Linked DNA regions of Mus musculus: regions 1, 2 and 3 are each linked to region 4. The links are chromatin loops, found by intact Hi-C in ENCODE. Cell type or tissue: left cerebral cortex. All regions are shown on one strand. Links, peaks and the distances in the headings refer to the core of each region. The heading gives the core; the rest is flanking DNA.

Region 1 (7,478 bases), core at 1,597-6,596, 140 kb after region 4:
ACGTTCGGGGGCAGCTCTCATGAGCCCTTTTCATGGTGAGTGTCCTTCTAGGACACAGCAAAAGAGGCAACTTTGCTCTGATAGTGCTTGGAGCCTCTTGTTTGTTTTACCAGCCATGGTGGCCTCTTGAGTTTGCCAAAGTGATTTGGAGTGGCCCTTCCTACTGCAGCCCTGCATGGGCCCTCTTAAGCCCTTGCCCTATAGGCTGCCTTCTCTCCGACTGGATGGATGCTGAAAAGAAGCCTCACTAGGAGCAGCCAGTGGGCTAAACAGGGCTCTCATAGGGAAGGGCGGCTTGCTCCTAATAAACATTTTCTGCTGCCAAAGTGCCCTGCAGCTTGGCCTCGTGGCTGTCTGTTTTGGCAGGATGGGAGATGTTTTTGGTTTTATTGGGGGTGTTTTTCTGGGACATTTGCGACACCTGTTGATTCCGTTTGTTCATTCCTTTTGATGACTGAGCCTGAAGATCCAAGCTCAGTAGTTCTGAGTCCTCTCCCGTTTTGAATGGCATCCCCAGTGCGTTTACACATTTACCTTCTTAACTAAAGGGCTTGTTTTCTTCGGCACACACAAAAGACCCTATGCATGTGGCTCAGGGAAGGGGTAGACAACAGCTATAGGCATGCAGACTGGAAGTGGTGTGTTTCCCATGAAGCCTGGTGTTGGGGGATGGGGGGTGGGGTTAGGAGCACAGCTCTGCCAGTTTGTGTTTGGGATGGTGAGGCATGGTGAGTGCTCGCGCTCTCCCCCCCACCGCCCATCCCCGAGACATCTGTGCTTACTCTATTGTGACAGGTTACAGGGTCTTAGAAATGAGAGTGTGTGCACATGCGCACACACACCAAGAATCAGCTTCAGGGAGCTGGAGCCAGGTGGTGGGGAGGAGCCAGGACAAGCATCTTCTGCCTGTCTTAGCCACGTCCACTCACTTCTTGGAGATTTTTTTTTTTCTGAACAGTTCCCAGTATTGTGTCTGATTTCTCATTCTCTGTCCAGTCCACTTATCAGCAAAATTTCTTGGGCACCCACTGGGCACAAGGCAAATGAAAAAGTAGGTTTTGGGCACCTGCCAGTGGGGATAGAGCAGATGAGATGAACATAAGTGATGCCCAGTCAGGAGCTGTGACAAGTCACAGGTGAATTTCACCCAACAGTGAGTGCTGAGGTGAGGCCAAGGTGGGGGGAAGAGAAAGCCAGGGAGCCTTCCTGGAGGAAGGGCCGCTTGGCTTGCCTGTGGAATAGCACACTGGTATAGAGCAGAGAAGGTGTTCCTGGGGAGGTGTATCAACCAGAGTTGTTCGGGATGGTCTGAGCTTGAACTCCATCTCCGCTTAAAGAAGGGGAGGGCAGGGGAAGGGACGGGAGATTTGGTGTCTTTGTTCAAGTCCTCTAGTTGTGCCCCTCTTGGTTTATGATCTCATGAAGGTTCTCTGGTTCCACAGAGCGAGGTTTTTCTCAGGAAAGGGATTGGGGTCCCAGGTCTGGAGGGAGTGAGGAACCTTAAGGTCACACAGTTAGTGTCCCTGATGGACACACAAGTAGGAGGACAGTGTCCAGACCTCTGTTTGCCCTTGGGAACATGGGTGTATAATCCACACTCTGTCCGTCCTGCTACACAGTTGCTGTGGATCCTGCTGCTTGCCTGTCTGTCACCTGAGCTATCCCCCCCATTTCTGGCCTGCTGTCAGGGTGTCTGGTACACACAGTATGGCCCAACAGGCATGTTTCCCATAGATAACAGATGTCAGCTGATGCCCCCTTACCACCCCTGGCCACTTGTCCCCAATGTCCTGGAGGTGTCCCACTGTCTCCAAAGCAAGTCACTCTTACTAATGTCCCTATCTTGGGGTCATATTGGGGACATGATGAGGTAGGCTTCCTGCAGCTTTGAATCAGTGGATTGGAAATCTAGAGGGCCATAGAGTGCTCCTCTACAAAACGACTTCCCTGTGACATGGGGCCAGTGGTCTGCTTAGGAGTGTACACCATTATTCCATTATAGACTGAGGTGACTTTCTAAGATATTAAAGCATCTTAGCAAGTCCTCAAGTGGTTTGGGAGAGTGGCTAGGTTGCCGTGGGTTGTCAGTGCTTTTGTTTCTTCTAGTTTTTAAATTTTGTTTATTATTGTAATGTGTGCATCCGTGGTATGTGTGTGTCGGGGTTGGGGGGGGGGTTATGGATGTGCTTAAGTATATGTGTAGAGGTCAAAAGACAGCTCTGTGGAGTCAGTTCTCACCTTCTACCTTTACAGGGATTGGAGGGATTAAACTCTCCAGTCACTGGGTCATGAAGCTTGTGCAGAAAGCACCTTTATGGGCTGAGCCATCTTGCCAGCCCACTGTTTCTCATTTCTATTGGGGTGTGTGTGTGTGTGTGTGTGTGTGTGTGTGTGTACACGTACGTGCTGGCTGACATCTATCTAAGCCTGGCGGGGGTTTTTTGCTCTTAGTATTGGATGGAGAAGGGAGGGAGGGCCCTAGGTAAGCATTCAAACCCAACCCCCAAAGAGGGTTCATTTTCAAAAGTAGGTGGCCCCAAGATCCCCCTCACCTCCTCCCCCTCCGGGCCTGTGTGTGGCTCCCTGACAATGGAGATTCCTGCTGGGCGCCTGCAGCCCAGCAGCTGAGCCTTCTTGAAGGATCTTCTGAGAACTGGTTCTATTCAGAGCATTGCAAAGCGGTTACTTCTGGCTCAGCTCCCCCATAGAAAACTGGGAATTGTAAGTCTTGCGTACCCTAAAAAAGAAAGTGACAGGAGTTGGTCTGAGCCCTACAAGAACAAGTGATTCCGTATTCAGGGCAGTGTCTTAGAAGGAATTACCAAAGGGAAAAAAGAAAGGAAGGATGAAGAAACTCTCAGAAGCAGGTCACTAAAAAGATGGACAGGCCTCTGAGCTCCATTCCTGCAGGGCAGCTGAGTGGTGATCTCCCTCGGATTGCGCCTCCTTAGGCCTTTGCGGAGCTGGCTCTGGGGAATACTGGGCAAAGCTGTTTCTTCTGCATAAGCCCCGGTACTGACCAAGCCTGCACGGAGCAAGATTGTATATGGCAGACAGTCTCCTGATTCTGGGAAGAGCCACCTGACCTCCTCCTCCTTCCCACTGGCAGAAGGAAGGCTTTCCTCTCAGTCGACTGCATATTAATCACTGCCTAGGAGAGGCCCGTTGCGGTGACTGTCTGGGAATTGCCAGGGTTTTGTGGTGGCTCCAGCTGAGTTTAGGGGCATTTGCAATTCATGTTGCTTGCTGCCTGACAATCCCACTTATTGCTTATTGTGAACACTTTATTTTTTTAGTGCTTTATTTTCAGGTGTGTGTGTGTGTGTGTGTGTGTGTGTGTGTGTAGCATATGTGTGTCAGTGTCCCTAGAGATCAGAAGAGGACATTGGACCCCCTTAAAGCTAGAATTACAAGTGACTGGATGTGAGCTGCCTGATGTGGGTGCTGGAATTTGAACTCTGGTCCTCTAGAAGAGCAGCAAGTGCCCTTACCTGTTGAGCTGTCTCTCCAGCTCCACTGCCAAGTTTTAATGTGGGATGTAATCGGTTTCTCCAGATGTTTACCCAGTCTCTGAGATCTCAACAAAACTTATTTACTTTTTACCTTGTTTTATTTTATTATTCATGTCTTTGTGTGTTCATGCAGGTGCGAGTTCGTGCGTGTGTGTGTGTGTGTGTGTGTGTGTGTGTATGTGTGTGTGTAGGCCAAAGGATACAATGGACATCATCCTCAGGAAAGCTGTCCACCTCTTTTGAGACAGGGTCTCTTATTGACCTCAAACCCACCAATCAGATGGCCAGCTTTTTGAGCCCCAGGTATCCTTCTGTCTCTGCCTCTCTAGAGTTGGAATTCTAAGCATGTGCCACCTTGCTCCACATTTAGACACTGGTTACAGGGGATCAGGCTCAGGTCTTCACGACTGCTTTCCCAACTGAGCCGTTTCCTCAGCTTGGCTTAGTTTTACCGTGTGCTTTTTGTAACAGATGCATATGTTGTCACAAAGAAGGGCTACTTGGAGCCCTCATGCCCCTGGTTTGACAGAATTGTGGTCTGTAGCTCTCAGCAGTCCTGGTCTTGTTCCTCCTGTGCATTCTCTTCCCCTCTTGTTCCTTCTAGACTGCTCCTGGTCAGTCCTTATGCTAAGGTCACACCTCATACCCGTTTGGTGGGTCTATATCTGTGTTCTGGAGGGGGCTCAAGGGGGGAGAAGTGTGGGATGCCACAAATGGGGTGGCATCTCTTGCTTCAAGCAGTTGTGGACAAAACCATGCTTCCCATCTTGACCCTTTACTCAGAAGTGGAGTACTTTCCCTGCCTGTACCTGTAGGAACCTCTGCTGGGTGTGGTGGATAGTCATTGACTTTCAACTTGACAGGATATAGAGTCACCTAGGAGACAAGCTGGAAGGCACCTGGGGGCTGGATTGGGCTGTAGAGAACCATGTGGGGTGTGTGACAGCTCTTGAGAAAGTCCCCACACACACCGTCCCAGAACTCCAGCATGGTGTTGTCTTCCTTCCTTGGGCCATTGAGAAGGACAGCTCCCATCTTGCTTCTCACTGAGGCTCCAGAGGGTCATGTCAGGTAACAGATGGAAAGCGCCTTGGAAATGAGGTCTGCCCAGTTAGAACAAATGCGGCTGTTTCCTCAAGCTGGCATCCAACCCAGGTGTGGGTCTGCAGGAGAATTTAAATGACTTTACCAGTGGACAAGGGTCCTTTGTAGGAGCCCCTCCCCCCAGAGTGAGGGCTCCCTTCCCAAGGACCTTGCTGCTGTGGGGCACGCCAACATTTCTCACTCTGAGGTTGTGAGGTGCTGGTCTCTTGTGTTTCTTGACTTGCCCACCCAACCCCAGGGAACTAGGAGGTTTCTGACTCAGGGACAATAGACAAAGTGTTGTGGGAAGTTTACTGGGATCCAGGTTCTGAGTCCATGCCTGTCTTCCACCTTGTTTGAGGCAAGGTCTTTTATTCACCATGAGGTTCTGGTAAGTCTCCCATCTCACTGCAGGAGCCCTGGGCTCGACCACGCTGAATTTCGATTTATTACTGCATCTCTGTTCGTATGGGTTCTGGGAGCCTGAAGCCAAATCCCTCAGGCTTCTGAAGCAAGTGCTTTACCCACTGAGCCATTTCCCCAACCGTGGCATCCGTCGTCATGGAAGTCTCTCCAACTGACTTGGCCACGCTAGGTAGGGGTCATTGCGGCCTCAGTTTCCTTGATACACCAAGATGACTGTGTAAACAAACTTAAATGATCCTTTTAGGATCCAGCTAAACACAATTCACTTTTCCCTGACTGTTATTTATGGCCCCTGCTCCTGCCCCTGCCCCTGGATAAAATAGTCAAGTGACTCATGTGGCCAGAGCTCTATTCAAGCTGCAGAAGTATGACTGTCGAATGTTTTGTTGAATGGAGAAGCTGGGGATGACTCCTTGGCCACCAAGTTCAAGGGCAGATATTAAGGCTGAGACTGAGGCGGGACATCCCCCAGAGAGTCTTCGTGGTGCCTCACTTCACGTTGAGTTTTCACAGATTGGAAATCATCTCTTTCAGGTTAGAGACATGGCTGTGGTTGTGACAGCAGCCACACAAGCATAAAGACCTAACTTTCGGTTCACAGCACCCACGTAAAAACTGGGCATAGTATACCCTGTCACACCAGTGCTCCGGGTGGGGGTTAGACATAATAGATCCCTCAAGCTCAGTCTAGCCGGCTTCCTGTGCTGCAGGGTTAGTGAGAATTCCTGTCTCAAAAGTAAAGTGGAGAGCAGTAGAGGAAAAAGCCTGAAGTTAACCATACATACCAGCACACATGTGAACACATAACACATGTGTACCTACACATGCACACATATGTATACACATGTACATATACACACATACATGCTCACACATGAACATACATCACACATGCATGCACGCACATATATGCATATGCATACACATATAAACAAATACCAAGCACTCACACATACATGCTCACATGTAAATACACGCACAGTTATCTCTCTGAGTAAAAAGAGGAAAACGGAGCCCTTTTCCTGATGAGTACAAATCTTAGCTTCGGGGTTTGTTTACACCCACATATGTTCTTTCTCACACACCCACAAGCTTATCCTCGTTCCGACTCGACTCTGTAAACATCTCTGAAATGTGTATTTTCTTTCAAACTAAAACCACTCAAGTTTTACCCAGACGGGCCGTTGACATGGAATTCACATTTGGCAAACCTCTATTCCGTGTGTTTTACTGAGTGTGGACTGTTATAAATGAAGCCAAGCCACTGTGGTGTGGTTCCCCCACACTCCAACTCTCTTTCTTCCAAATGGTTATGGAAGTAGAGCTGTTCCCAAGTAAAAGATAAATTATAGCAGGATCTAAAAAAGCATCATTTAAAAAGTGTCAGGATACAATTGGGTTCTTACAAAGTACACAGGCTGCTAAATTCACAGGAAAATTGAGTGGATCAGGTTGGCGGGGTGACAGTGTCCTTGCCATTGATTTATCCTGTCAGTCTGGCTGTGCTGGAGAAGTAGTGTCTGCTGCGGAGGATGATAGTCGGTAGGCCCTTCGACTCTTCATGGCTCCAGTTATTATCTCTGGGAAGGACCCTGGGACTCAGGAGCCAGCATGGACCCATTCGAGAAAGAAGACAGTGAGCTGTCCTTTATATAAAATTAACCTGTTCTAGTCCATTTTCTGAAGAAAGAACAAAATAGCTAAGGTCAATAATTTACTTATTTATTTAGTGGGGAGTGGGGCAGTGGGGCAGTGGTTGGGTGTCCCCGAGCTACAGTTGGAAGTGGTTGTGAGCTGTGCTTTTAACCACTGAGCTAAATTTGCAGCCCCCAAGGCCAGTAATTTATAAAGAAAAGTGATCTGGGGGTTGGTAAGATGGCTCAGTTGGCAATGCACTTTTGTGCAAGCATGAAGACTTGAGTTTGGATCCCCAGCACTTAGGTAAGAAGCCAGGTGTGGTTGCCTACATCTATAATCTCACTATAGGAGGGGCAGAGACAGGGGGGTCCCTGGGGGCTTGCTAGCTAGGTAGTCCAAAGGAATTGGTGAGGTTCAGGTTCAGTGAGAGATCTGATTGTGTGTGATTGACAAGGACACCAGTTGAAGACTTCCAGCCTACATATGCATACACACACCTGTACACACATATGCATATAACACACACACACACACACACACACACACACACACACACACACACACACACATGCATGCAAATGTGCAGCATGCTCACGATCTGAGGCTAGACGCCCAGGGTCCGAAGCTGCAGCTCTGTGCTGCCCCTTGAAAGGTGGAGACAAAAGGGCAAGTGTACATACAGGGACAGGGGACAAGACAGAAGTTGCTCAGTGTTTCAGTATCACGGCATTGGCAGTTCATCCTCTTTTGGGAATCTATTTATTTTTTGTATCGTGTATATACATGGACCTGCTTGTTTGCATGAGCACCAGCCACATA
Region 2 (7,478 bases), core at 390-5,389, 77 kb after region 4:
CCTAGTTACTTCCCTTTTTCCTTCCTCCCCTCCCTTCTTTCATCTCTCCAGTCCAGGTTGCCCTGTTGATCTCTCTGTGTTAGAGGATGACCTTGAGTTTCTCATCCTCCTGCCTCCGTCTTTTCTTTCTATTCAGGACTTAACTTTGCCAGGATAGTTCTGAAATTGACAACAAAAATACACACACACACACACACACACACACACACACACACACACACACACAGTTAATTCCTAAAGCATGGGATTCCTGTTTTCATCCACAATGCAGTCTGAGGTCATCCAGATCTCTTACCTTGCCTTTCCTCCTTCCCCAGTGGAGATTTCCAATGCACAGCCCGGGTATGGTGGACCCCAGAAGCTCTCATCTGAGATGCTGAGCAGGTTGAGTTCATGATGAGAGACAGGCTTAGGGGTGATGAGGTGAGCCCCCCACTTTGCTCTGCTCCTTTATCTTGCTTCTAGAGCCAAGGATGTAAGAAGGGCAGTGGCTACACCCCTCCTCTGGTCCCGATTATAGCAAGCTCTGCAGGGATGCTATCTCATAGCCAAAGATCATTTATTTGAATCTCTTTTTAATTTCTGTCGTGGGAACCGCCCCTGGTCTTGCATAATATAACAACCTACAGCAGTGCTAAACCTATAAACCCAACTGCTCTGTTGGGGTGAAGGGGCTGGAGTCAGGAACAGATAGGGAGACCCCCGTTAGCATTTCTAGGGACAGTGCCCGCGTACTCAATAGGCATGAAAGAGAAGGAGGTCAGCAGATACTGAAACCTGTTTCTGTGCTTCCGTGGGAAGAGTCAGATGCACACGGCAGATCCCTCTGATTGGCCACTTGTAGTGGTTTGTGGCGACTATGAATGAGCATGGGTGGCCTGGGGACATGCACAGAATACCTCATATGTAGGTAAGGTTCAGAGGGTTTTTTGGAGTGTCTCTTTTTTGGGGGGGGGTTCGAGACAGGGTTTCTCTGTACAGCCCTGGCTGTCCTGGAACTCACTTTGTAGAGCAGGCTGGCCTCGAACTCAGAAATCCGCCTGCCTCTGCCTCCCAAGTGCTGGGATTAAAGGTGTGCGCCACCACTGCCCGGCTCTTGCTGGAGTCTCTTGTAGAGAACGCTGATTTCCCTGACTTTGGCTGAAAGAGGAGAGCTGCCTTGCTTAGGACTCAGAGGATGAGGCTAGGTAGAGGGAGAGATGCTTGTGGGATTCTGACAGGCTGAGACCACAGGGACAGTGGCAATCATTCAGTCTGAGAGGAGCTGCCTTTTCTGTCCCCATAGAAGGATTTACGTACGTGGCAGCCCTTGGCCCCATTCCTATAAAACTAGGCACAGATCAAAACTATTTATGCTTTATGGGCCAAAAGCAGTGTGTTGGCCTGGGGTGTAGCTTCGTTCCTATGGTGGTTGTTGAGGGAGCTCGAGGCCCTGGGTGCCATCCCCAGCCCTGCAGAAACTGGGCATAGAGATGTGTGCCTGTAATTCCTGTGTTGGGAGAAGGTAAGGCTTATCCCCCCCTGCATACAGTTTGAAGTTCTCTAGACCACATGAGACCCTGTCTCCAAAACAAACAAACCACAAATCCGAGATTCATTAATTAATGGAGTTCTGTAGCAAGTTAACTTTATTTGATACAGGAGAAAAAGACTTTTCTGACTTGTTGGCTCTGGAAGTCAAAGCGGCCAGTACTGGCTGGGTTTTTGTTGGGGTGCCTTCTTAAAACACACACACGTGCACATATAATTAGTGAGCGTGAGCACCTATGTGTGGGGCTCAGAGAGAACATTTGGGAGTCAGTTCTCCTGCCTTGTTGAGGCAGGTCTCACTTCTCCTGGTTGTGAAGTAGACTCCAGGCTAGCTGGCCTGTGAGCGTCCGCAGATTGATTCTCTGGATTACAGATGTGTACAGCTGCATCTTACTTCCTATGTGGGTTCGTGGGATTGAACTCAGGTCCTTAGGCTTATGCTTCAGGTGCCTCTACTCACTGAACCATATGCCTGGCCTTGAGCTATCTTCTAAGCAGTGGAAACAGCAGTAAAAACTAAGTTCAGAGAGGTTAAGCCATTTGTTCTTGGTCACACAGCATGTGTGAAGGAGACAGAACAAGCAAACAAGCCTGTGAGGTCTGTCGGGTGGGGAAGGTGATTAGGTCTACAGTGAGGAAATAGACTATGTCTTTCCCCTGACCTGGGTATAGTGAGGGTAACGTTAACTTCTTACCGTCTTTATCATTTAGTTCCTAGGGTACTTGCCTAGTGTACTTGAGGCCCTGGGTCCCATCCTCAGCCCTGCATAAACTGGGTGTGGTTGTTGCATGCCTGTGATTCCAGGTGTCATGAGAACCTGGATGTTCCTTGTTCACACCATCCCCTCCAGACAGAATCATCCATTTCAGGTGTAGCCCAGCAGTATCCTATGTCCTGCAAAGTGTGTGGAGCCTCTGCCTCACTCAGGAGCAGTGCCCACCTCTCTAGGAACCTGCTGGTCCTGCTGCCCCCAGCTCCAGAATGCTGAGATTCCAAGTGTGTTCCATACGCCTGGCTTATGCTGGGTGAACAGGCCCAGGGCTCTGTGCTTGTGAAGCAAGAACCCCAGCCCCCTGTAGTCAGCTCCGATGACTTGTCTCCCCATCCAGCTTGCTGCCTTCTGCCCTCCAGGCCCATCCTCCCTGCCACCAGCAGTCGGATGTTTGGATAAACTGGGCATAGCTGGGCGGGTGATCACAGGGACCCTGCTTCCGCCCGTGTCTGCTGGTTGACAGATGTCTCTACGTGAGCCTGAGCTGTTTAGAGCCTTGTGTGTCAGCTGTGGTCCAGCAGCGTCCCAGTGTGGGACAGAACACCAGGAGTGAGGCTCCCCCAAGCCCTCACAGCTGGACACACTGGGAGACTATCCCGTGATGACTCTGCTGTGAGGGAGCAGGGCCTTGGGTGGCAGCCAGGTCCTGTCTGGAGGCAGCTAGGTTGCTTGTAGCACACATCGCACTGAGTGAGTCAGAGAGAGGAGACCGTGATGGGTTCTGGGAAGCTGCCAGCAGAGGCAAACCATGCTAGTCAGCCTCCATTACTTCACATTCATGGTCACCGTCAAGTAAGCTTTCTTTAGCCACACGGTGGGCCTTTCTGACTAGCATTTCCATGCATCCTGTTTCTGGGTTTCCATCCACACAGTCTGTGTGTACCAGACTCAGTGCACACTTTCCATTGCCCTTGGCTAGGGAGGTAGTGGGGATGCCCTACAGTACAGAGACTCCTCAGCTAGGCCTACTTTCTCTTGACTGGGCCTCACTTGAGGATTTCAACAGATCTCTAGTAGGAACTTCCAAAGGCAGGGTTCCTCTGTGTTCTTTCCTGTTTTCCAGATTAGGGACCTGTGATCTGAGTACTCCTGGTCACATAGGTGGGGAGTGGATTTGGAGCTAAGACCATGATCAGCAAAGCCGTTGCTTGTTTTTTGGTTTTTGGTTTTGTTTTATTTTTGTTTTGTTTTGTTTTTCTGTGTAGTCCTGGCTGTCCTGGAATTCACTCTGTAGACCAAGCTGGCCTTGAACTCAGAAATCCACCCAAGTACTGGGATTAAAGGCGTGCACCACCACTGCCTGGCTGCTTTTTGTTAATCTAAACCACCCTGGGCAATGACAAAAGAAGGAGTGGCTCATCTCTTGGTGGTGTTGCCCAGGGATAACTGAGGACCCATTGGGAATCAATCTGAGTGTCCACTGATGGGCAAGTGGGTGTCTTCGTTAGGATTTTACTGCTATGAACAGACACCGTGACCAAGGCAACAATATAAAGACAATATTTAATTGGGGCTGGTTCAGAGGTTCAGTCCATTACCATCAAGGCAGGAGCATGGCAGCACCCAGGCAGGCACGGTGCAGGAGGAGCAGAGAGCTCTGCATCTTCTTCTGAAGGCTGCTAGTGGAAGACTGACTTCCAGGCAGCTAGGACTAGGAAGCCCACACCCACATTGACACAACTACTCCAACAAGATTATACCTCCAAATAGTGCCACTCCCTGGCCCAAGCATATACAAACCATCACAGTGAGTGAGCAAAGTGTAGTCTGTAGATTGGGTGGACTATCAGTCAGCTTTGAAGAGGGAGGAACCCTGACTCATGCTATAACCTCAAACCATGGAGATATGGTGCCGAGTGCAATACGCCAGTTACAAGGAGATATGTAGTGTTTGATTATTTTCTTTTCTTTTTAATGTGTGCGAGTGTTTTGTGTGCATATGTATATGTGCATAACATGCATGCCTGGTACCCACAGATATGAGAAGAGGTTCTATGATCCCCTAGAACTGTAGTTATGGATAGTTGTGAACCCCTGTGTGGGTGTTAGGAACTGAACCTATGTCCGCTTCAAGAGCAACAGATTCTCTTAACTGCTGAGCCATCCTGCACCCCACATGTGATTCTTGAGCAGTGCCCTGTGCCTTCCCAACTGTAGTCAGTCTACTCATAGAGGAAGAAAGTAAGCAGAGGCGAATGACAGGAAGAGATGGGTACGTCATGGATGATGGCAAAGAAGCTCAGCCTGCAAGTGGAGGTGGGATGGCAAAGAAGGTTCTGGAGGTGGTGCTGAGATCACGCAGGATAAACCACACCCCTGGGCTGGTGGTAAAGATGGCTATAGTGGAGGCCGGCATAACCAACACGACTCAGCCAACACAACTCAGTGGGCACCAAACCTGATAACCGGAGCTGTCCCTGGGCCTCACGTGGCAGAAGATGAGAACCTGCTTCTAGAGGTTGTCCTCTGTCCTCCATGTGCTCAGTTGCATGGGTGCCTCCTTCCCAATGAGAAAATAAATACAAGTTAAACAATGTATAAAAAGATTATAATGGGAAATTTAACTTTTTTTTATAGTTTACTAGCATTTTTTTGTAGACAGGGTCTCATGTAGCCCAGGTTGGCCTCAAAGTAATTATGATGCCAATGATGAGCTTGAAGTGCTGGTCCTGTGGCCTCTACTGCCCAGGTGTCAGCATTACAGATGTGCACTGTCACACCTGGCTCAGGCAGTGCTGGGGATAGAACCTGGAGCCCTGTGCATACAAGGTAAATGTTCTGCTAACTGAGATTCAGCCCCAGCCCTTTCAACACATTTAAAAAAAAAAAAAAGAAAAAGAAATACTTTAAAAGAATCTGTATAGAGCTTGTTCAAAGACTCATGGATTTTTAAAGCTTTCAGACCTTATACCCTGGTTTGACCCCATGTCGTTTTATTTGTGAGGAAGGCCTGCTGGGGTCGGGAGCCCTGGGCCAGCTGGCTCTTCTGAGGAAATGCTGCTGTAGATGAAGATGGAGTAACTGTGAAGCCAGCCTCTTACTGGAGTCTGGTCTCCCTTGCCTGGAGATGTCTATGTCATTAGAGCTGTCAACCCCAAAGACATGCTAAGGCTTCCGGGTGAGGAACACAAAGACTTTAGACATTTAAGTGATCCCTGTTTCTGTTTGTGAAGGGAGCTAGGAACCCAGGGTTACAGTAGCTGAGGTGATTTGGGGAAGCAGCAATTAAAGGTGAGTTCGCCTCTTTCCTGCCCTGGCTGTGTGTCCAGCCCCCAGGGTTATTGTGCCTTCGCCAGACCATTTCTTTTAACCCTGCCCTCTGTCTTCTCCAGGTCTGGACCCTGGAAAGAAATGAAAGTTAAATTCCCATTCATCACAGCCCCAGGCGCACAGAGAACACTTGGTGGTGGTATTGGCCATGAAGGTGAAAGTGTGCTTCTAAACAAATTGTGGACGAAGCAGAAGCCAGGGTGTATTTGGTTGGATGCTGGAGTTTACTGAATCATTCCATTTTCCTCCTGCAAATTACACATCTGTGCAGCGGGGGAGGGTGGCTGCATGCCGCACTGTATGTGCGGAGTCCTTTCTCCTTCCTGCCATGTCAGTCCTGCTGATAGAACTCACGCTGTCGTGGGGCTTGGCAGCGAGCAGCCTTGCCCCTGAGCCCCCTTGACAGCCTCACTCCATTTCTCCTGATGTTAAAAGGGATCCTACACTGCTCTTCTCTGTGACAACCAGCTTCCTTAAATGATTGCCCGTAGTCATTGTTCCTTACAACCATTCCAAAGGTGTCCCCAGCTCACCAGGCTGGGCTGGACCACACACTTCATGTGTTTGCATGCTCCACACCAGAGACATGCACAGCCTTCTCACAGACCTACTTGTCAAACACAATCTGCATGCATACATTCCCCATCCTTAGCCAAAACCTATGTACGTATGTACCACACATACATGTACACTTGTGCACCAACTATTATCACACACATGCATCCCCTGAATCCTTCACACACATTGGCAGCCACATGTGCATGCACATGTGTGCAACCTTGTCATCCATATCCGCACATACTTGTACCTTCACACCTGTACACACCCCTCACACATCGGAACATGTGCATACACACGGTCCTTACGTTTCTCACACACTTAACACACATGCACTCATGTGTCCAGAGAGCCACATCAGCTCTGCCAGATGAACAGCACCCAGTTGCCAAAGAGTTTACCACAGTAGTCCATGTGTAGCTGCCACCTCTGCCTATAGCTGTGTCTCTGGGGAGCCATCTTTGTCCCAATTTGGGAATCAGGGTTGTGTTAGCTACTTTACTCGGTGCTATGACAAGATACCCAGCAAAGCAACTTAAGGAGAGGTTTGTTTTGGCTCACAGTCTAAGGGTACACAGTGCGCGGTGGCAGAGAAGACATGGTGGCAGGAACTTGGCACGGCTGGTGATCTTGCCTCTGTAGTCACAGAGAAATAAGTGTTCGTGCTCAGTTTGTTCCCCACCCCGTCTTTTATGTATTTTAGGACCCAGCCTAGAAAACATAACCACCCATAGTAAGGGTGGGCCTTCCCACCTCAGTCAGCCCAATCTAGAAAGGCCCTCACAGACTAGGGGGCTTGTCTCCTAGATAGGCTCTTGACCCTACCAAGTTGACAGTTAGCGTTAAGCATTGCAGCCTGCTAGGGTGTGCTTGACTCCTAAATAAGATGAACATTGATGCCTCTCTGAGAATCTTACCCTCATTGGCCCACATTAGCATCCCATAATAGGGTGCCTCACCACTTTCCCAAGTGTCTGCTAGGTAGGGAAGTGTGGGCAAGCTTGGTAGGAGATCCTAGGTCTTTAGTGTGGGGTAGGGGGGTCTGTATGAGCTCTCCAGGCCTCTTGCTTCTGTCACTTCCACTTCTGGCTCACTAAGAGCATTTCTTGAGGTCTTTGGGTGCTCAGAGACCAGAGTGGGGTGACATTTGTAAACCTATATGCAGGTTTCACAGCAGGGTTCCACCCCTGTTAGCTAGTTGTGGGCAGGGTATACATGCTTGCGTGTGTCTGACTATGCATGCACTGTGTGTAAGACTGCTTACAGGTCACTGATGGGTGAAGGAGCTTTGCCTGACAGCCTGGGTTGTTGGGGGTATAGTGTTCACTGCTGACTAGGTTGTAGTTG
Region 3 (7,478 bases), core at 1,709-6,708, 290 kb after region 4:
AACACACACACACACACACACACACACACACACTTCTCTTCTCTGGCATTCTCACTAGCGCCCCAACTCCGGACAGTGGCTCTTGTTAAACTGCATAAAGATCACAAGCTGAGAAGAAGCTAAGGCTACCAGGGTTTACTGGGAGATGGACTGTAATCAGTCCTGGACGTCGCTACAGAACCTGTAATTACCAGCAGAGGGCGCCGGAGCACATGGTGTGGAATGGAAGACCTGCCTTGGTGGGCGGTCTGCTTTGCTCAGTGTTGGCTGGGGCCACAGCTGAACGGTGTGAGACCTGGCAAGGCTGATGGCCACTGGTTGAGTATCATGCACACTGCCTGGCAGCAGTCCTTCCTCAGCCGTGTTCTCCTATCTACTTGGATTCCCCTGAGAACTGAGCTGAGACAGGGCTTGGGCAGGGAGCAGAGAAGGAAACTAGAAAAGAAATAGAGACAACAAAAAACTGTGCAGCACCCAGTGAGTGGCTGGGAGTGACTGGCTGGGAGTGAGGCATAAATCTCCTGAAGGCGACGAACTGCTCCTCAGACCACTGGCTCGAACAGCGGTTCTCAAACTGTGGGTTAAGACTCCTTTGGGGGTGGGTCACATATCAACTATCCCCCATATCAGACACACGATTAATAGCAGTAGCAAAATTACAGCTATGAAGTAGCAATTAAAGTAATTTTACAGTTGGGATCATCACAACATGAGGAACCGTATCAAAGAGTGGCAGCGTTAGAAAGGTTGAGAACCTCTGAGCTTGAGGGATAAAGGGCAGGAGACATTTATCCAGAGGATGGAGAGCTTGCCTGGTGTGTACAAGGCCTTGGGTTCCATCCCCAGCACTGCATAAAGTAGCCCTGGTGGCACAAGTCTGGAATCCCAGCATTTGAGAATCGATGGCAAGAGATCAAAAGTCCAAGGCCATCCTTGGCTACATGGAGCCCATATTTCTGGGGCTGTTGTAGGTTTGTTAACACCCCATATCCTTCATGGGTTACTGTCCAAATTCAGATGAGTGAAGTTTGCCAAAGCCACGGGACCAATGACAATAGACCAAAAGGCTAAAGGGTAACAGGAGTTTGTCTGGGGACCCTACTAAAGTTACGATGCCATCATGAACTTCCAAGAGGAGAGTTGGCTAGGATGTATACTCGCCGGCGTGAAGGGCGGGGCCAAATACCCGGTGAGAGCAGCTTGCATAGGAGGGCTAAGCAGGGCTCTCAGTTCGAGGGCACCGTACACCATGGTGAGACGGCTGGTCACATGACATCCAAAGGTGGGAAGCAGAGAGAGATGGCTGCTGGGGCTCAGCTCACTTTCTCCTTTTTATTCCGACTGGGATCTCTAGTCATGGGACGGTACCATTCACAGCAAGGGTGGGTCCTCCCACCGCAAGCAACCCAACCTAGAAACTCCCTCACAGACATGAGCAGAGGTTGGTCTCCTAGGCCATGCTAGGTCCTGTCAAGTTGACAGCACCGCTATCACAAGTAGAATGTGGAGATAGGAAGGAATGGCTCTTTCAGAACTTGGGGACAGGAGTACTTCAGAGCCTCTTCACTCAGGCTGAGCATAGTGAGCCAGACCCCGGGGTGTTCCCCCAGCCTAGGATGTGTCTGCCAGGTGGAGCAGCCCAGTGTTTGAGGTCTCAGTGTAGGCAGACCTCCCAGGCGTTTCACTGAGCAATAAAGAGCTGCAGCAGTGCCTAGTCCTGCCTGTGTCCCCGCTGTTGCTTCAGGCCAATCACAGCTCACTACCTGGTGCCTCTTCCCTCACCTGTGAAGGCATGTGTTGTGCTGGACCAGTCTGCTTCCTTCCTTGGCTTGTCCAGGAGACCAGACTTTAAGCAAGGGCAGCATGACTTAGAGGTGTCTTGGTCGTGTGTGTGTGTGTGTGTGTGTGTGTGTGCGCGTGTGCGTGTGCGTGTGCGTGTGTGTGCATGTGTGTATACTTGTGTGCATGCATATGTGACACGGGGCATATGTGATGATCAAAGGACAGCTTGCAGGAGTTAGTTTTCTCCGTCCACCACGTGTATCTCAGAGATCACATTCAGGTTGCCAGGTTCGCAGCAAGCACCTGACCGCTCATCAGTGCACTCAGACTACACCTGGCTTCCCCACTTAGATCCTGGATCTCAAACTCAGGTCTTCATGCTTGGATGGCAAGCACGTTACCAACTGAGGCACCTTCCCCTGTCTTAGTTCTGGTTTTAATCGTGAACTGTGTTGACTATGATACCCTGGGCCAACTCCCATAATCTAAACAGTAGGAAGATAGAACAGTCTCAAATTGGGCCTTGGGCAAGGTCAGCCCGGGTAGTAGCCAAGACTGCTGATTTGAGTGTGTGGGTTCCAGTAATGCTAATGATAGCCAGCATTTGTTGAGCACTTACTGTATACCAGGCACTACTGTAAGTGCCCTACAGTGGACAGCCTGCGGTTCTGCTACTAAAATGCCAGGGAACAGAATAATTCCTCTTTCCCACAATGCTTTTGTTTACTCCTCTATGAAGAATGTGGGTCGGTTGGTGGCAGGGTTCCAGAGCTTTAGTGTAATGGCTGTCACCAAAGACAGGCAGGCACCCATCTTCCAGTTCATGGGGTGACCAACACCCAGATCCCTGGCACAGAACTCCCCCAGGGCCTCGGATGAGGATACTGTGTGACTGAAGGGCACAGATGTTGGCGTGGAGAGTTGGGGGGCTGGTAGAAGTGGGGTAAGTTGAGCCCAGGGTCTCTAGCTGTGTAGAGTCTAGGGGTCTGTGGGAGGTTGTAGAAGCCTGATTGCTCTGAGGGGTCTACAAGTTACTGGAGTTGTTAGAACCACCTGCCCTCCATAGGACACTTAAACACTCAAGTGATGCCGAATTGCAGAGAAGAGAGGGTCTACTCACTGGGGCTGCGCTGGGGAGTGGAACAAATAAAGACATCCACTTCTCCCACTAACTCCATCTTCAGGGCACTCATGAGGTTCAGGTTTAAACAGAGGGCAAGAGCGGTGCATAACTAAGCTGTCCCGGTCAAGGTGTGGTCCTGCCCTCCATCCCTGTCTGAGCTCACATCTCTCTTGCAAGGTAGTCTGTCAAGCTGTCAGAACTGTGTGAAATCTCTTTCTGGGAGACAAGCTCCCCCTCTGGCTGGCACCAGCCTTCAGCCATTATCTTCTCCCAACATGAGGTGCTTGGGGAAGTTCTCAATTTGGGGGGGGGGTGCATCATCTCAATAGTCTGACAGAGGAGCACGTGTCCTTTTAGAATAGAGTCGTTCCTACCAGGACACTTATGAGGACTCTGGAAGGATCTGAAGACTGCAGTGTGCAAGGTTTCTGCATCTAGGAGTCTAGGAGTCCAGAGGTAGAGCAGCGAGGGCATGAACTCTTGACAGGGGCAGGGAAAGCTGCAGGTCACAGGGACCTGGAGCTGACAGTCTGAGGACTTCGAGCGTAAGGGTCTGGGGCTGGGATGGTTTGAGAAATTAGGGATCTAACATCTGGGGAGTCCGAAGGTGTGGCCCAGAATTTGGGGATGTGAGCATCTAGGAAGACATAGATGTAGGGTTTTTTTTCAATACAGGTGTGCTTGGAGATTCAAAAGATCTGGGGCAGTCCAGAGCATTGGAAGTTTGAAGAGGAAGGAGCTGAAAGTGGCCCAATAGCGCCCCTTAGTGTTCTTTCTCTCCTACTGCAACCAAAAAGGAGCTTGTGTGTGCAACTGCATTTTTGTATCTGGATATGTATATACTTGTGTGTATAGGCCGGAGAGCAACCTGGGACGTTGTTCTTCAAATGTTATCCACCTTGTATTTTGAGTCAAGGTCTCTTTAGCCTGGAACTTACCAAGTTGGTTAGGGTGGCTGGCTAGTGAGGCCCAGGGACCTGTCTGTCTCCACAGTGCTGGAATTATAAGTATATCCCACTACAGGAGGCGGTTTTGTCCTCACACCTCCAAGACAAGAATTATACTGACTAAGCCATCTTCCCAACCCCTGGTATCTGTTTACAAAGAGCACTGGGTTAGGATTGTAGTGCTGATCTCTGGGGAGCCAGATTCAGATTCAGGCAATGAGACAAATGGCTTCAGGGCTTCCTTTAGGGGATGGCAGGGGTTGGGGAGGTGGACAGAAAGATCCATGTGTTTATAAAGGAGAAATAAAGACAGAAGACAAAGTTGTCCAGGAGATGTCCCAGAGGGGACAGCTGTTGAGGGGCCACTTGTAAATATAGTCCCTCTTGAGGAAACAAGTGTTACAGTTCTAGCAAAAATAAAGCTATTCTGTAGAGACATCTGCTCGCCTCCCTTTGGCTATCAGACTACTGAGACAATGGATCCCACGAGATTGGCATTTCCCCAGGAGTACTGAGAGAGTAGACAGGGATCCTGGTGCTAGCCAGAGGGGAGCTTGTGTCCCAGGAAGAGACCTCACAGGATGTTGATAACTTGTCAGACCACCTTACAGGAGAGAGTGGAAGTGAGACAGGAATAGACCAGTGAGGGGCGGGGCCACATCAGTGAAGGGCGGGGCCACATCAGTGAGGGAGGGACGGTGAGGTCAGGGAGGGACTGGACCAAGCTCCTGCAAGGCTTAGCCATACATACCTCTGGCCCTCTATTTAAACTCGAAGGTCTTGTTAAAGGGTCACTCACCTCCATAGCCACTGTGAATAACTCCCCTCCCTCTGCTTTTCACTATTTCTGGTCTAATTAGCCTATTGCGAATGGGCTGCTGAGCATGGCTTGTTAGGGCTGTAGGGCCCAGACTGTAACCCTAGCAACACTACTAACATCAGCACATAATAGACAGCCATCTGTATCCTCCTCTCTAGTTTCTATCTCTCTGGTTAGATGGGCTGAGGGAGTTGGTTTAGTGATAAGCAAGGCATTCTGGGTGGCGAATCTGGGGCAGTAGGGAGACTCTGTCAGAGGACGACAGCTCTGATAAGATTCAAATGGCAGGAGACTGGAAGCTGAGTTCCCAGGTAGAGGAGAGGACACTGGCAGCATCTGTAGTCCATGCCGCCACCTCCCACTTAAGGCCTGACTCTGCCACCTGGGTAAGATGACAGGCATACCAAGGCCAGGATTTGTCTAAAGGCCTGTTTAGGGGGTTTCAGTGATTGCTAAAAATGAAGTGTGACCTTCTGGGAAGAAATGGCCATTCCCATGACAGAGTGTTTGCACCTGAGTGGAATTCCCCCTAAGCCTGTAGCTCATGTCATTCAACTTAGGCACCACTGGGGCTATACATTCCCTGCATAGCACCTCAGTCACCGCCTTCCAAATGCCACAACAAACATAGTGTGTTGCTAGTAGCCACAGAAGAACACAACATTTACACAGGGGTTTAAGGTCATCCTTGGTTACATAGTAAGTTCAATGTCTGCCCAAATTACATGACACTTTGTCTTAAAATGGGGAGGGGTGCTGAAGAAATGGCTTAGCATTTACTAGTGTTTGCTGTTCTCCTAGAGAACCAGAGTGCAGTTCCTGGGCAGCTCACAACTGCCTGTAGCTCCAGGAGACCTAGTGCTCTCTTCTGAGCTCCAGGCACCCACACACAGGTGCATAGACAGACAAATGTATTAACTGACAACACGACTGCTCCATTGTATGGTTGAGACAGAAGACTTTTATTAAAGCTGTGATGGAGAGAGCAGCCAGAAGCATCTGGAGGAGTGTGCAGCAGAGAGAAAAAGTAGGAGACTGATCGTGGCCAGCAGACTGGATCTGACTGGCCAGGAGAGAAACAGGAACAGAGGAGAAGGGGGGTGGGGGACAGATATCAGGGGAGTGCAGGAGAGCAGAGAATGGGGAAAAGAGAGGCAGAGAGAGACAAAAACAGAGAGGGAAAGACAAAGAAAGCGATCATGTCTAACATGGTTATAAGAGTGAATAGTGAGGTGGGAGGGAACGCGGTGAGCTAGAGGAGCTAGGGTGGGGGAGGAGTGAGAAGAGCCAGGATAAACCCTAACCCTGTAACAGGCGCTGTGATATGAAGGGAGTCTGGAGGCCAGCCTGACCTTTGGTGTGCTAATAGAAACCACAGACAGCCATGTGTCCCTTCTACCTTTTGGAATTTGGGAAAATTGGGTTTCCTAGGGACCTGAAAACACATACACATACATTTTTTGCTAAGCTGGACGATGAGGAAGAGGAAGCAGAAGCAACAGCGGCCATTGCAGAGATCGATCAGTGCTAATGCTGGGAGGGCAAGAGCCCTGACCTTGCTCAGTGTGTTCCCGTGACTCTGTGTGCTTATATGGAAGCCCAGAAGGATGGAGGTGAAGCAGTAGGTCCAGTCGGATCCAAACAGCGATATTACATTCTTGTAAGCACTCTATTTCCTTTGACCTTGTGAGGCTGGGAGGGGGGAACCGAGGCCTGGGTCTGCTCACCTTTGTCTTCTGCACTTCTCTGGCTGTCCACCATCACAGTCAACTCCTTTGTATTTCATTCACAGCCTCCCCAACTCTGGGTCCAGTGGGATGGCCCAGCAGGTAAGGACACACAACAAGCCTGAAGATGGGTTCACTCCCCAGGACCCACTCAGTGGAAGGAGAAGCTGCGTCTGACAGTTGTCCTCTGACCTCCAGAGTGTCCTGTGCTGTGATCCTGCATGCACACGTGTGCTCTCTCTAGTGTGCACACATGTGTACACACTAAAGAGGTGTAATAAAAATGTATTTTCAAAGGACCCCATTCGCTGAACGCCAAGACTTCTCAGTTCTCTTCTTCTAACCTGCAGAGAGGCTGTTCTACGGAAAGGAAGGCACAGCCATCTCTCTGGCAGGTGACAGATTGAATGACAATTACATTCCTACAGGTAAAAAGTGCAAGATGCAAGTTTATTTCCTCCAGCAAAAGAGTCCTTGACACTTCAACTGATGATGAGTAGGCGCTAAATCCCTCAGGAAGGCAGGAACATGAGCTACGACCAGCCATGCAACAATCAGGTTGGCAAGCTCTGCTGCCTCAGCACTTGGGACCCAGCCAGAACTGGGCTTCTCAAAGCCACGCCACATGGGGGAATCAGCAGAAGGGACGTGCAGGTGCCCACGTGAGGCACAGCAACAAAATATTTCGACACAAGTGTTTGGCGGGGGAGGGGATATCAATTTTAAGAACCTGTCAATGTACGTGACTCGAAAACATCTTGCAAACTCTCCCCCCACCCCCACCCCCAGGGCTTAGGTGTAGTATGTCAGTTGGTGGTGCGCTTGCCTGGCACGCACAAAGGCCTGGTTTCCATTCCCAGCACTAGACAGACGAGTGTGCTGGTACATACCTATAATCCTAACTTTCAGGAGGTAGAGACAGAAGTTCATATCATATAAGCTACATAGAGAATTAGTAGTCTGCCTGGGGTACATGAGACTCTGTCTCAGAAAAGGAGGCAGGCCTGAGAATATAACTCAATCCGTAAGGCATTTGCCTTCCAAGTACAAGGGCCTAAGTTCAGCCCCCAGAATGCACA
Region 4 (7,478 bases), core at 1,171-6,170:
AACATGGTTCAGAAGGCTCTGAATTGCAGACAGCTTCCCCGGGGAACAGGGTTTCACCCATTCAGATGGTGTCTTAGTCAGTGGTCTATTGCTAAGAGGAGACAAAATGGCCAAGGTAAATTATAAAATAAAGCATTTGATTGGGGCTTGCATAAAGTTTTAGAGGGTTAGTTCATTATCATAATGGCAGGAGGAGGAGAGGGAAAGAGAAGAGGAGGAAAAGAAGAGGGTATTGGTGGGTTTTGAAACCTCAAAGCTCACTCCCAGTGACAGACCTTTTCCTACAAGGCCACACCTCCTAATTCTTCCCAAACAATTCCATTCACTGGTAACTAAGCATTGCAGTGGATGAGACTACAGGAAACATCCTATTCAAATCACCAAGAAGGACAAGAAAAGCCATTTCCACTTCCTCCATCCCTGTCCATCTTTATCACTATGAAGCATAGGGAAGGAGGGATGCTGTGGGTGCTACTCACCATGGTGGGTGTCACGACACTAGCACTGGCTACACAGAAAGCTGCAGAAGAAAGCCGGACTTGACTAATGCCCTACACTGAGTATAAGCTCTGGGATAAGCGAGCACCTCTTCTGACCATCTGCAGACAGTGGGATGTGCTGTTTTCTCAGCTCCCCTCAAACCCCAAACATTTCCACCTTCATCTCTGCTACCACTGTCTTGCCAAAATAAGCCAGGAAGGTTTGGTGAGGGCCTGGATTCTGGCAGGAGTTGAGCTGGTCCGAGAAGAAAAACAGAGAAAGAGCAATCTCTCCCTCTTTCTCCAGATGCTGATTTGTTTAGATTTCTCCACAAACTTTACAACGCAAAGAAACCCACAGAGACAAGCTTTAATGAAGTAATCAGCTGACTCCGCTAATATTCCAGCCAGGAGAAAGGAGTCCTGGCTTCACAGGGCCCATATGAATGGCGTCATTAAATGCAGCCAAGGGAGGGAGAGGGTTCACTTTTGCTGTCTATGTTCGGAAAGCTCAGCGGGAGTGAGAAGAAGCAGCCGGGAGGAGTGACCATCTGATGTTCTGACATTTAAAGGAAAAAGCCAGCCTCCTTCAGATATCTCTTTCTGTTTTTCTGGGGTTTGTTTACATGTATTGGGGGCGGGGCTCAAATGTCACAGATGGTACGTAGAGGTCAGAGGACAATCTGCTGGAGTCTGTCCTGACTTTACGTGAGTCCTAGGGATCCAATCAAGTCAGAATAGATCCACACCAAGTGCCCTGACTTCTGGCCCTTCTCCATGGCCTTTATCCCACATTTTCCGTACTGACTTCTGTAAGGTTTTATTTTTATTATTATTCTTTTTGTTTTTAAAGACAGGGTCTCATTGTATGACCCTGGCTGGTCTGGAACTGGCAGTGTAGACCAGGCTAGCTTCTCACCCTCAGAGGTCTGTCTGCCTCTGGAGTCTTAGGACCGAAGGCACTTGCCTAACTTAGGTTTCCTCTGAGATTGAAAGAGAGTCCACCCTACAGGGAAACTCTTTGAACAGGAAGGTAAACAACTCAAAATAGCTTCAGGAAGGCCCTGGAACTTACCAGAATCACTAGGCCCCTCCCTGCCAGCATAAATAATAAAAGTTGAGAGTCTCCCTCACATGAAGAAATTGGGCTGCCAAGGAGACGCTCAGACAAGCCAAAGGGGCAAAGTCTGGACACCAGAGCAGCAGCCTGAAAGAAGCAGACAGCGGCTGGTTGTCTGGAAGAGGTTTAGCCCCACTGAGGCATGGAGAGCACAGGACACTCTCCAGTCTGTTGAGCCGCCTGGTGCACAGGTTCCCAGCTTGGTAAGCTGTCCCCACACTGGGGTGGGCTTCAGTGTGCAGCTGGTCTTTGAGTCATTTCCGTTCCTGTAAGTAACTCCTCATCCACAGCCTGTAAGACACAAACCTCATGGGTTCACCAAGTCAGACTGCAGTGGTATCCACACTTTGGACTATTGTGGGTTCCTCCCTGGGTGTGAGGGGCAGAGAAGTAGACACAAGCTGCATCTTCTCAGAAAAACGTCCTGTCACACCCCACCATGTATCGCCACACCAGAAAGTTTTCCATTTGAACACCTTGTCACCTCCCCACCCCCACTCCCCCTGACTTCCAACCTGGGAAGATGACTTTGGGGAAGACAAAGTTAGCATCAAATCCTTGTAGCATCTCTGCCCTTCCCCGCTCTAGATCAAGAAGGAAGGTAACAAGAAAGGAAGAATGGGACACAGCACTTCCCCTTCTGTTAAAAAGTAAGTCAAGGTCAGTAAAAGACTAGGCCAGCAAAGGTGCTTGCTGCGAGCCTGGGTGGGGTCCTCAGCACCCACATGACAGAAGGAGAGAAACAGCCCCCTCTGCCCTGTCCTCTGACTGCTGCCAGAGGACTGTGACCTCACACCCTGTCCCACAAAATCAATATGTGGAATATAAACTTTAAATGTAAAACTCAGGGTCTTGGAAGTGGACCTCGGAAGGAGAGTATCCATAGCATTTGGAATGCCTTGGGCTATTTCATAAAATAGATACTGACTTGCAGAAACAAATAAAGCTAAGGGAGAGCCCACGGTGTAAACTGTGCCGTCCACCAACAGTGATCCAATCAGTGAGTAACATGGGCTGAGAAGGAGCTTTCTCTAAGGCAGGGTGGAATTGGTCTGGAGGCTTGGTTCTCTTGCTTTGAGAAGGAGGGGCTCGAAAGAGATGTGACCAACATTCTCAACAGGACACCTCTATTTAAATGGACCGACCTTAGATTATTGTGGGCAAGTTTCTAAGCGTCCTCAGGCATCAGTCACTCCACCTTTAAAAGGAGGATACCCTATGGCAGGCTAAGCAATACAAAGGAACTAGACCTCAGGAAGAAATATAAAGAAGTCCCGCGGGCAGCTTTCTAAGAGCAGAGCCCAGGAGAGGAAGCTGAGTCCCATGGCTTGGGAGGGCACGGCCATTTGCTGCCTGCTTGCTTCTTGGAGTGGACAGTTCTGGACTGTATGGAAAGCCGGGGCTACTTAAGCAAATGCTTTCATGAACAGCCTCATCTACACTTTGGCCTGCAACTTCGGTGAGCCTAATTCTTCCTTCTCCCTCTGATTACTTCCATCTGGCTGCAGCAGCTTCAATGGAGTCTCCGGGATTAAAAAAAAAAGAGAAAAAAAAGAAAAAGAAAAAGAAAAAGAAAGAAAGAAAGAAAGAAAGAAAGAAAGAAAGAAAGAAAGAAAGAAAGAAAGACCCCTCTCACTGCAAAACATAAGCAGCAAGCCTAAGGTTGGCGTCACTTGTCGCCGGCGTGCTCTCAGATGGCGGCGTGAGCGAGCCATGGCGAGGGGCGCCTGGGACCCCGGGCACCTGCACTAGCTGCCCGGGCGACGAGGGCCTGCGTGAATCCAGTCTTGCTTCCCAACCCACGTGTCTTCCTTCTGCTACGGCGCACAGAGGATCCGGGAGTTTTGGGAACAACCAGCGGAGGGCTGAGGGGGTTGGGAAGAAAGGGGGAGTTCAGATATTGAAACCAGCAGTCGCAGCGCCCGAGCTCCGGAGCTCATCTGACTTGAGTTAGCAACCCCCCAACCCGGCGCCTTAGAAAAAGTGTTTGAGACTGGCGTGTGCTCCTGTAGCTGGAACTTTCTGGTAGGGGTGCTTTATTTCCTCCGAACTGGGTTGGAAGAATCTGCGATAGTCCCAGCTCTTCTCCTCCAGAGTGGCGTCTGGGTCGTCACCCCCCACCCCCACTCCCTAACTCCTGGGTTCTCTGGTCCCCCGCTGGAACTTTCCGAAGGGGTGCTTTCCTTGCTGGAGCTGAGGTGGGGGAGAGTCTGTGTTCGCCCGCTGGCAATCCCCCTCCAGGGTGGTGTCCCCCCACCCCCAGCCTCAGAGGCAGGGTGCACGCGGCGGGGCGGGCAAGCTAAGGACGCGACGATCAGGGTTTGCCCAAGCTCAGCGCGCGGGGGCGCTGCGCCATCCCAGAGACGCTGATGGATTGCATGAGTGCCGGCGTTCGCCAGCCGAGGCAGCACGGCTCCGCGGACTTTTTTTCAAACTCCTCTCATCAATGAGACTTCGAGGAGGAGCGGGAGGCGGCGGCGGCGGCTACAGAGGACGCGGAGGAAGGCGAGGAGGAGCCAGAGGAAGGAGCACGGGTCGTGCGTAGCATCGCAGCCGCCCGGAGCTGCTGGCCTGGTGTCCTTAGGGACTGCCCGAGTCCCCCGCCCGCCTTGGTCCCCTCCTCTGCCTGGCCAGCCCCGCCCCGGCAGCCGGAGCCCCCGCACTCGGCAGCCCCACTCCAGCCAAGTTGGGATGGGGCCCTGCAACCACTGCCCGGCGCCCGAGAGGCCACCTGCATGCTAGAGGCAAACTTTTGTCTCCTCGGTAAAGTTGCATTGGCCTTCCCACCCTTCCTTTTTTCTTTTCTTTCTTTCTTTCTTTTTTTTTTTTTCCTCCCCTTACTCTTGGTGGCGAAGCACTTCCTAGCCTGGCCAGCTTCGGCTGAGATGCTGTGGCGGTCTTGGAGTGTCTCTCATCCGTTTACCGGAATCGAGATCGTGACACTGATTTTAGGGGGGCCGGCTAAAGAAGGCAACCCTGATTAGTGCCCTGGTCCAGCAGCGGCAGGGCTTAAGGAGGATCTTGGGGATCAGAACTCGTGGCCGGGGTCGATTTTATTACCACAGCCCTCCACTTGAGGGGAAGTGCTTCTTGTTCTTGGGTTGCTCGGGTAGGCCGGTCTTTGACCGGTGGTACCGCTTGGAGCCTGGAACTGTTTGGGGGCGACGTGGGGGCTGGGGTGCGCCGAAGCTCCCTTAGATGGGCAGCTGGGAGCGCGCCTGTGGGACTGTGCGGTGTGCTGCAACCGCCGCCGGCCACTTGGAAACTTGCAACTCTACTTCTCCGCGCTGCGAGTCCGCGTCCAGGAGCCAGTCTTTTCTTTCTTCCTTCTTTCCCTCTCGTTGAACCCTGTTGCCCCTTCCCTCCGCCGCCAGTCTCTGGACCTCGGTTCTGGCTTCCTTACCTTTCTCTCTTATCCTAGGTCTCCAGATCCCCTTGACTTCCAGAATGGATCCACGCGTAATCCTTCGCCGAGGGATCGGTTCCCCCTACTCCTCGCTTTCATCCTAGCCCCCACTTAACACCCCCCAAGCAATCTCTCAACAAGTATATTTGCTGAGGAATTTGAAAAATCCACTACTGCAACTTGATCTGTGTGTGATGGATGAGGAGCGGCGCGGACAGAGTTGGGCGCCAATCCTATTAAGGGTTTAGAGAGAGGGGAGCGTTTTTTTTCCTCCGGGATTGGGGGTGGGGGGAGGGACCGTGTGCTTGAGTGAGTTCGAGAGGGCTCCCGCCGCGCCGGGAGCTGGAAGTCCACCCAACTGGGCTCCTTTTCAGCCCGGCAGCAATTGCTCTCATTTCCTAGGAAACCTGACTTTTAGAGCTTGAGGACACTAAGGATGGAGCCCTTGCGCTTCACCTCGAGTGACCTGGCTACAGAGACGCAAGGAGTTTGTGGGGATCCCCCAGGGCGCCTCTCCTTCCAGGCTTTGTGTGTGTGTCTGTGTGTGTAACTGTCCTGTGATTCCCAGAGCCGATCCCAGTTGGAGCAGGGGTAGGAGAGACTTCTCTTGGTAGTCTCATCCTTCAGAGACTGGGAAGGGATGGGTTCTGTACCTCTCTGTTCCCCAGCTGGGGCATCCTTCATCTTGCTGTTCGGTGGCCGCACGATGTCCTGGGCCCCTTGCCCCTCCGCCCTCGCTGGGCGTGTAAAGGTTTAATCCCCACAGCTTCAGATAAAGGGAACAGTTGTAAAACGCTCATATGCTGTTTGCAGACGAGGCTCTGGGGGATGTTGGAGAATTTGAAAGTAAACGTTTCCCTCGCAAGCGGCATAAAATAGTGTTTAAACAAATATTGTATTGGCATGCTCCGGGGGCTCGGTGCCAAAAAAGAAAAGTAAATAAACGGTGAAATCCAAAATATACAGCACGGGGGGGATAGCGGGCAGAATAGGCGGGCTTGTCACAAGTCTCCCTGATGTTATCTGTTTGTTCTAGCCACCTCTCCTTCGAGCCCCCTCCCCGCCCATTTCCTCACCTTGGCTGCGGTTTCCCTTTTTGAGTAGGCTTCCGTGTGTCTGGGGGACTAGCCCCTTCAATGGCTCAGTTGGTCTGGAATTGGGGAGGGAATACATTGTGTTCCTACCTGGATTGGTCTCCCCCAAGTAGGAGGAAACATTCCTGATGCTTACTCGCTTTGAGTTTTGAGGCTCTTGCTTTCTCCCAGCTTCTGTTCTATCCTGGGCACTAATCCCAGAATGTCTAATCTAAACCACGCAGACCCCTCCTGCTAAAGGCTTCACTCCTAGAGTCTCTACATCTTGCTTTCCCTTTCTCCAACCAGCTCCTTCTCTCTAGAGGGTTCCAAGAGTTGGGTATGGCCTCTTCAGGATACAGTTTCTACTCAGACGCTGCCTGCTGTATGGAAAGCTCACCTGATGAGTTTTAACATTAATTATGTTTAGGGAGACTTAGGATGCCCCCAAATGTCATGAGGTATTTCCTGATTCTAGGGGGCTTAGAGTCACAACACACAGAAGAAGGTTCTGTGTACTGTGCCCTGTAGGAGATCTGCTCTTGTCTTTGTCCTGTATCTGTGGGAGAGGCCGATGGGAAGCAAGTATCTTCCCACCCAGGGCTGGACTCCTCCATGAACGAACTGGGACTGGGATTGATAGATCTGTTTCTGTGCTTAGGTGGGAACTGAGATGGTGGAAATATGCACAGAATTCAGACTCACTGAGGTCTTCTCCCAAATTCAAGCCGGGCTTGCTTGGAAGGAGGACCACCTTGAAGTGTATATGGAGTTAGCTTCACTTTCTCAGGATGTTCCTTGGGCCTTGCAGGCTTGGAAGAACATTGAGCACTGAGCAATCAAAGAGGGTGTGCTTTTGAGTTGCATAATTGTAAGAGGGTGTGTTTGTGTGTGTGTGTGTGTGTGTGTGTGTGTGTGTGTGTGTGGTTACTGGTCACAGGCTCATTTCCTAGCTGCTGTGGGGGTCTCAGGGGCTGTGTTCTGTAGCTGGCTTGTTTGCACTGCAGCCTGAAAAATACACAAATACTTCACTCTTTTTTTGTACTTCTACAAGAGCCCTGTACACAGTGCAGCCCCTGGGGCTGGATTAGTGAATCCGGGACAGTCTGCAAGCAGGCAGACAAAATTGGATATTTGCCTACACTAAGTACTCTTCTTCCCTCAGCATTCCACTCCCGGAAAACTTCAGTGCCCAGACACTAGCAGTTCCCTTTAAATGAGACCATGAGGTTGTTGTATGCACTGTGAATGCGGCTGTGACCCCTCACACCCAGCTGGCTTGTTAAAGCTCAAAAACAGAGTCCTAAAACCTTGTGGGTGCAGCTGGCCTTCGCTGGTGCAAACCGCAGGGAACAAGGTGGGGCTGCTTTCCCTGTGTCTTTAGGCGGGGGTCTTGGGTG

The links. A loop is a pair of places that touch in the nucleus more often than their neighbours do. Peaks named below come from ENCODE experiments on the same cell type or tissue, not always from the same donor. Only the 100,000 strongest peaks of a DNase experiment are listed, where the experiment ranks them.
Region 1: a loop joins it to region 4, with 5 times the contacts of the local background. A loop is called at or near these places in 5 of 42 quality-filtered maps.
Region 2: it touches region 4 in a loop (2.4-fold over the local background); 7 of 42 quality-filtered maps call a loop at or near these places.
Region 3: a loop joins it to region 4, with 4 times the contacts of the local background. A loop is called at or near these places in 6 of 42 quality-filtered maps.

The regions. Positions count from the first base shown.
Region 1 is chr1:118,906,468-118,913,945 of GRCm38, reverse strand. The region is part of intron 2 of Gli2 (GLI-Kruppel family member GLI2); the gene reads left to right. Among named protein-coding and RNA genes, the nearest start is that of Mir6346, 44 kb to the left of the region's middle. In left cerebral cortex, for the core only: no CTCF peak of the experiment used is centred there; DNase peaks (open chromatin) are centred at 2,678, 3,075, 4,672 and 6,269; H3K27ac peaks cover 452 bases.
Region 2 is chr1:118,972,210-118,979,687 of GRCm38, reverse strand. All of the region lies in intron 2 of Gli2 (GLI-Kruppel family member GLI2), which reads left to right. Among named protein-coding and RNA genes, the nearest start is that of Gm51642, 15 kb to the right of the region's middle. In left cerebral cortex, for the core only: no CTCF peak of the experiment used is centred there; a DNase peak (open chromatin) is centred at 2,978.
Region 3 is chr1:118,765,225-118,772,702 of GRCm38, reverse strand. No RefSeq gene overlaps it. Among named protein-coding and RNA genes, the nearest start is that of Tfcp2l1, 140 kb to the right of the region's middle. In left cerebral cortex, for the core only: a CTCF peak has its summit at 3,671; a DNase peak (open chromatin) is centred at 3,668.
Region 4 is chr1:119,050,186-119,057,663 of GRCm38, reverse strand. It overlaps Gli2 (GLI-Kruppel family member GLI2), which reads left to right and starts at 4,045. Exons shown (of 14, transcript NM_001081125.1): 1 at 4,045-4,362. In left cerebral cortex, for the core only: a CTCF peak has its summit at 3,954; DNase peaks (open chromatin) are centred at 3,452, 4,009, 5,438 and 5,820; H3K4me3 peaks cover 2,847 bases; H3K27ac peaks cover 1,425 bases.